2 separate regions of the Homo sapiens genome follow, and region 2 is linked to region 1. The links are chromatin contacts, found by Hi-C or POLR2A ChIA-PET in ENCODE. All regions are on one chromosome and are shown on one strand. The core of a region is the stretch at or near the end of the contact, and the rest is flanking DNA. Distances in the headings are between cores, read along the strand shown. Region 1 overlaps CDC42EP4 (CDC42 effector protein 4). Region 2 holds the start of RPL38 (ribosomal protein L38).

The links. A loop is a pair of places that touch in the nucleus more often than their neighbours do. ChIA-PET counts read pairs that join two places held with the same protein, here RNA polymerase II (POLR2A). Pooled maps may share reads with other maps.
Region 2: a loop to region 1 is called in a pooled map, with 3 times the contacts of the local background. The contact joins the promoter of RPL38 here to the enhancer-like site in region 1. A Hi-C loop is called at or near these places in 1 of 168 maps with a recorded cell type or tissue (PC-3) and 5 of 50 pooled maps. POLR2A ChIA-PET finds 5 or more read pairs at or near these places in 2 of 52 experiments (HCT116 and Panc1).

Annotation. Positions count from the first base shown.
Region 1 is chr17:73,289,971-73,293,462 of GRCh38, reverse strand. The region is part of intron 1 of CDC42EP4 (CDC42 effector protein 4); the gene reads left to right. Among named protein-coding and RNA genes, the nearest start is that of CDC42EP4, 20 kb to the left of the region's middle. RefSeq lists enhancers at 1,478-1,547, 814-1,695, 1,679-1,973, 1,948-2,027, 2,318-2,537. Within about 2 kb of position 1,847, at least 32 of the 41 ENCODE cell types and tissues checked have a DNase peak (open chromatin) inside an H3K27ac peak, as active enhancers do; they include HCT116 and PC-3, where a contact is called at or near this core.
Region 2 is chr17:74,201,939-74,205,430 of GRCh38, reverse strand. It overlaps RPL38 (ribosomal protein L38), which reads right to left and starts at 1,753. Exons shown (of 5, transcript NM_000999.4): 1 at 1,686-1,753; 2 at 1,473-1,513; 3 at 1,241-1,301. The coding sequence starts at 1,475. RefSeq lists enhancers at 1-500, 501-1,005, 2,014-2,517.

The DNA.
Region 1 (3,492 bases), core at 598-3,097:
TGGAGTCCCATTTGATCCTGTCTTTTCTCTCCTCCCTGGTCTGGGCCCTCCACAATCCCGGGTGTCTCTACCTCCAAAACATGGCCTAAATGTCTCCCACTGTGTCCCCCTTCGCCAGACCCACATCCTGGTCTCCATCCTCTTTGACCTGCATTTCTGCAACAGCCTCCTGACTGAATTCCAGCTCCCCTCCTTCATTCCTCCAATGCCAGGACCTCCGGGAGCTTCCAGATACACAGATTGAATCACTCGCCTGCTTACAAACAGCCGCCGGTTTCCTTGTACACCTATAATGACCTCCAAACTCCTTACCTGGGCTGGGTGCGGTGGCTCATGCCTGTAATGCCAGAACTTTGGGAGGCCAAGGCGGGTGGATTGCTTGATGCCAGGAGTTCGAGACCAGCCTGGCCGACGTGGTGAAACCCCATCTCTAAAAACATAAAAAAATCGGCCAGGAGCAGTGGCTCCTGTAATCCCAGCACTTTGGGAGGCCGAGGCGGGCAGATCACCTGAAGTCAGGAGTTCAGGACCAGCCTAGCCAACATGGTGAAACCTGGTCTCTCCAAAAAATTCAAAAATTAACTGGGCATGATGGCAGGTGCCTGTAATAAAAACTAAAAACAAAACAGAACTCTTTATGTGGCCTGGTAGGGAGGGCTCTATGTAACCTGGGCCCTGGCTGCATGGATTTTTATTCTATTCCATAAATGCCACAAGCCTGTTCCTATACCCCGGCGTTTGCACGCGCCGTTCCCTCTGCCTGGGTCGCTTCTGACCCGGCTGGTTCCTTCTCATCATTTGGTTCTCAACTCATGATGCTCCTTCCTCAAGAGGGGCCTCCCCCAGACCCCCTGACTCCCACACCCACTCATACCACCCCTTTCCCTCCTTATACTGAGGAATATGAGATACCATTTATTTTATTTATAGGTTTACACCTCCATTCCCCACCCCCACCCCCCACACTCACACTACACACGTGCCCTGGGAAAACAGCGTGCTATTTTCACTGCTCTATCTCCAGGGCCTAGAAGAGTTTGTGAATATCAGTGGGTCTGCAGGAAGTCATGGAGTGAGTGACTGGATGATGAGTAATGGAACAAAGCCTCTTGTAGCCGATCCAGGTCACAACTAAAGTCATCGTGCACTAAAAGCCCTCTGCTATTCGGCCACATTGCCTGGACCTGGCATCGGGTGGTTGGTTAGAACAGCTAGGGGAAGGCCCTGCAGAGGGCATGCTGCCCAGCAGCAGTGGCGGAGGCAGTGGCAGTGGGCATTGAGGCATGTTGTGTACCCTGTATACCGGGGTGAACCGCAGGGCAGCTTCAGAGAGCGAGGCCTGCCTAGCTGCCCCATGAGAGCTCAGGTCTGGCGCCTGCCTCAAGCCAAGCTGCCAGGGACAGGCCACTGCCCGGTCACTTGGAGTGAGAAGTGTTGGTCCCGTCTGTCCTTCTGCTCTGGGTCTGCTGGGCTGGCCAAGCTGGGAGGGCCAGGGAGGATAGGCGAGGGGTCCAGGCAAGGGTGGTCTTCCGTAGTCTCAGGAACAGGGCTGAACTAAAGGTGTGGTTGCTGTGACCCAAGCAGGGGCCTGACCTTCTGGGGAGGGCTCCTCGTTCCCACCTTAAAGGAAGGTTCCGTGGTCAGTGGGCTGAGGGTAGAGGAATCTGTTCCTCCGGAGGCTCAGGAGAGCTAGGGAGGGCTGTGAGCTGTGATCCATTTTCCCTCTCCCTGCCAAGAAAGTGGGATGTGGTTTCTGGGGTGGGGTGGGGGTGTCCCGCCCAAGGCAGGCTATGGGGAGTGCCTGCCCCACGTTGGGCAGCCTATTTTAGCCACTTCCCCAGAGCTGAGTCACCATGCTTCTGAAAGCCCCGCCCAAAGCCACAATGCCCTGTGGCCTCCCAAACCATAGCTGCCCCCAGGACCTGCCCAGGCCTCTGGCGAGACTCCCACCACCTACTTTCTCTTAAACTCTATGATCCAGCTCGTCACCTCCAAACTGTTCTCTGTTAGAAGCTCAGAGTGACTCAAGGTCACTCAAGGCTGGTGAAACCAAGCTGTTGCTGACCCTCAATCCTGCTGGGTGGCCTGTCTAGTCTGAGCTCCAGACACCCAGGCCTCATCCCCAGTGTGGACTGCCAGGTACTGCAGCCCCCTCCTCGCTGGGGCAGTGGGACAGATGCGTGACTCCCTCTAGGCCCCAACTCTCTCAGGACCCTTCCTTGCTGGTTATTGAAGATGGCTTTCTACAAGCCACAAAGTCTCGTTCCCAACCCCCCAGGAAGCGAGACCGTGGCAGCAGGCAGCACTGGGTAGACCTGTCCCTGTCTTTCTGGGGTGTGGGGTTGAACAAGATCCTGGGGACCCCAGGGCTAGCCCAGGATGGCCGTGATTTCAGCTGAGTTTCCCTGCTGTCCCCTCTGACCTACCTCAATAGTTCTACCCGCAAGGATGTGCTGGGTGGTGTGGCTAATGGGATGCGGGGAGCTGTCCTCCCCTGTAGCCATCATGGCCAGGATATTTGGTCCCTTTGGGCAGCCACAGTGACCTGCAGCTTCTCTGGTGAGTCCTGGGGAGCCGGGTCTGTGGTTTCCCTTTCTTTCCTCTCTAATGAGCGTATAAGATCGGGAAACCACAGGACCTGACATCACTCACAGGGTCTGGGGGTTCCTGCCTTGGCGTTGAAACCCTTAACGCAGCTCTGGGGGCTCGTGCCGCCATGTTCTCACCCGGTTCTGACCATCCACACCCGCCTCCCTGCTTCTCTGTCTTTGTTGTTTACCTGGTGAGCATACCTGCTCTATCTTCACCTGTGTGTTCTCACTCAAGGCTGCTGTTTCTCAACTGGGGCAGTTTTGCCTCCTGGGGGACATTGGGCAATATCTTGAGACAGTTTTGCTTGTTGTGACTGGGGGGTGGATGCTACTGGCATCTAATGGGTAGAGACCAGGGATGCTGCTGAATATCCTACAGTGCACAGGGCAGGTCCACCTCCCGATGAGAAATTATCTGGCCCAAATAGCAACAGTGTGGAACCTGCTCTAGGATTACACAAGAACCTTCTTGAAGCAGCTGTTGGGTACCCCCTTCTCTGTACCCTGCCGGCCAGCAGTGGGGAGGAGCACTCAGTGGTCGGTGGTCACTGACCAGCAATGCCGCCGCCAGAGCTGGAGAAGGGCCTGGAGTGGAGCGGAGAGAGCTCTGGACTCAAAGACCCAGTTTCTAGCCCAGCTCTGTTGCTTTGGGCTAAAAACCTGGATAAATCACTTTCCTTCAATAAACTTGTTTCCTCATCCATAAAGTGAAAGTGCTGCACTGAATATCCCCTCCAGTTCTTTGAGATTCCTGGATGCTGTGCGTAGAGCCAGGAGTCGGGGTGCAGGCAGGTGGAAGATGGGGTCCCCTCCGTTCCTGACTGGTGTCCCTGCTGGTGGCAGTAGAAGCCTGAAGGATTTGCCAGGAACGAGAGTTCGTTTGAAGCTTGGCCTTTTTCCC
Region 2 (3,492 bases), core at 504-3,003, 910 kb before region 1:
CAACCACCGTCTGGCACCACGGCTGGCAGAGCATTAGAGACGGCTGGTGTCTTAGCCCACCTTAACAGGCCTGTCCCATGCAACCTCACTTCCACATGTGACCTGATTCTCAGTCAGCTGAAAAAAGATGACTGGGTTAAAGTAACAACATAACTCAAGACCTAGCTTGTATCAAACACAAGCCCCCCCAATCTCCTTCAAGTATCACAAAGGAGTAACACAACTACCTCTCACACTTGGTGTAAAAATTTAAGTAAGTGGGCAGCAGAGATTGGCACCTATCCATCGAAAACCTGCTGTTTAAGGTTTTTCATTAATCACCTTCTTTCCCCTGTATGTACAAGCTGGGAAACAGACCTATGACAGTCCAACTTAAACTCTGTGACTTTACAATGGTGGTAATGCGATATACATTCAGTAGAAGCCCTGCTTCAAATTTTGATCTTGGCGGGGCACAGTGGCTCACACCTGTAATCCCAGCACTCTGGGAGGCGGAGGCAGGTGGATCATCTGAGGTTAGGAGTTCGAGACCAGCCTGGCCAACATGGTGAAACTCTGTCTCTACCAAAAACACAAAAATCAGCTAGGCATGGTGGCGCGCCCAGCTACTTTGAGGCAGGGGGATCGCTTGAACCTGGGAGGCGGTAATTGCAGTGAGCCAAGATCGCACCACTGCAATCCAGCCTGGGCGACAGAGCCAGACTGTCTCAAAGAAAAAAAAAAATTTTTTTAAATATTTTTCTGGATTAGATAGGTATGATACCTTCTGACACTGGCCAGCGACCACAGGATCACGAGGTAAACGACCATACTACACAGTGTGCCGTGCTCGATACATTACATGCAAATATCCAGCACTTTATTACAAAATGGATTTTGTGTTAAGATTTTGCACAACTGCAGAGAACCTAAACAGTGTTTATGGGACGTGTGTTTTGAGGCTTTCGCGGAGTGGAGATTCCGTTCCGACAATTTACTATATTATACGAAAGAAAACTGAACTCAGGGCGGCCTCTGAGATGATCGCGATTAGCTAAAGATGGTCCTAGAAATTCCAGGGCCTCAACGTGCCCCCCACAGGTCTTTCTCATGGGAAACAGGATGAAACCACTGCTCCCAGAGGGCCAGGCACACACCCAGACGGCCTAACCGTCTCCTGCCTGACATTCCGGGGAAGACGCTCCCGGAGCGGTGCCAGGCTAGGCACCGCTCTTCTTGAACCTTCGGAGCAACCACTTACATTTGGCATCCTTTCGTCGGGCTGTGAGCAGGAAGTCCTTGATTTCCTCAATTTTCCGAGGCTGCAACACAAAGGAAGCGGGTGAACAGAGAGGAAAGAGACACGTCTCCCGGCGATGGCCCAGTCCACCAGCTTCTCCCGGCCTCAGGAGATCCTTGGGAGGCTCTCTCGCCCTCGCCCCGGGGCCCCACGAGCCCACCCCGGGAAGGCGCCAGGCAGGGACTGTACTCACCATGGCGACGAGGCGCGCTGGGCTCTGGCGCGGACCAGGACCTGCGGGAAACAGTCCTCGGCGTTAACACGGCGCGGGGGCTGGCAGCGAACCCCGTTTTCCCGCTCTCCCCCGAAATATCGGCCCCATCGCACTCCCCTTCTCCTCCCCGACACCCTCCACGCGGACCTGGGGTCCCCAGATTTCACCTGGCAGTGGATTGCCCCAGATTACCTTTCTCACCCACGTATCACCCTAGAGACACTCACAGCAAGCAGCAACCGGGGAAAAGGACGAAAAAGAACGAGACTTCCGTTTCCGGGCAGTTAAACCCTCCCAACGGAGGAAACTGGGTACGGTGCCTGCCGAGGATCAAGACTCATGTAGGCGTTCGCACTTCCAATTTCAGCAGCCCTGCCCCCTTGTGGTCGAAGTCAACAGTGCAGCTCCAAGAATGGAATGGACCATCCTGGCTGCCGCCCTCCCTCCGCCTCCCTCCTCTCGCTCCTCCCCATCCCTTCCTCCTAGGACCCCCGCCTCTTCCCCGTCCACCCCTTCCTGTCTTCCCCCGCAACCCCTCAGACCCCAGCCTGGCTTTGCTAGGTTTTAGCTCAGATTCAGTTTGAAGAGCTAACGCTTATTCTCCACGGCTTTCATTGGACCTGCGCAGGGGCATCCACACAGAAAATTCTTCATTCAATGGCAGGGACCCTCGTGTGCACCTTGTAGAACCTGTTGTTCTGGCGCCTCACGTTTTCTTCCCGTCTCCTTTTTGGCACCTGAACCTGTCATGACCAGGGCCCTGGGCTCTTCTTTCCATAAGAGGGAGCGTTCCTGCTTGCTGCTTCCAATTCCCTTAGGAATTGGTGTACAATGAAAGCAAGTTAAGGCCGGGCGCGGTGGCTCACGCTTATAACCCCAGCACTGGGGGAGGCCGAGGCAGGCGGATCGCTTGAGGCCAGGAGTTCGAGAGCAGCCTGGGCAACCTAGTAAGACCTCCCCCCCCCCATCTCTAGCAATAATGATAATAATAATAATACTTCCAAAAGCTGTCGCAGCGCTGCCCCTGGCTAAGTGTCTCACCCCTAGGGCTGATGGTGAGTGGGAGTGCTCCTGCTCTTGCGGGGTCTCACCGCGGCCCCAGAGGGGAGAGGTGGACTCAGGAGTTGAACCCCTGCTGGGCAGATTCCCCAGCCCAGGCTCCGGCCACTTCCTGGGGAGGCTTGGGAAGCCTGGGGAGGGCAGCGTTCCTTTCTCCCCCTAACATCCTTTAGGTTAGACTCTGAGCAACCTGCGGTTATCGATTTTATTTTTATCCTCCATTTTTATTTTATCTCCAACCTCCCTACAAATGTCTACATTTTATTATATTTGTTTCCCCAAAATTTAATAACCACACGGCAGAATGTAATTGCTTCGTGCTTATTATTACAGAGCGGCCCTCCTGAAGGGAAAGAACACTTTGCCATGAGCTTTACTTAGAACTTATTTAACTTAACCTTCCTTTCTTCCTCCCTCCTGCCCTTCCATTAACAAGCTCAGGCTGAGCACCTTCCTGGGGGTGCTGGAGATACAGGAACCAATAGACCTTGCTGCAGAGAGATCACAAAAATATTGTAATAACACTGAAGAGTCTTTTAAAGAAGCTGAACGATGTCTCTGCAACTGTAAATGTGTCGGGGTTCTAGCAGTGGGAAAAGTTAATTGGCAGAAGCCTAATTTTAGATGTCTGAAGGTCGGATCCGATCTGAGAAGCACGAGTGCTTCAGCTCTGACCTGAGAAGGATTTTCCCATACCTCAGAGCCCGGCTTTGCCAGCCCTTCCCATCTCAGGCGATGCCTTTCTGGTCTTTTCTACCCCACTGCTCCTCCACAAGCAACCACCCTTTCAGCCAAGCCGAGGGGCACTTTTGGGCACTTTCTGCCCTCCAGGTATTTGCTCTGCTGTCCACTCTGATGCCAAGTGCCACTGGTCCTTCCGAGCTCAGCTCCCGCCTCCCCTTTTTCAGGCAGGACCCTTCACCCTTGACTTATGTTGCTT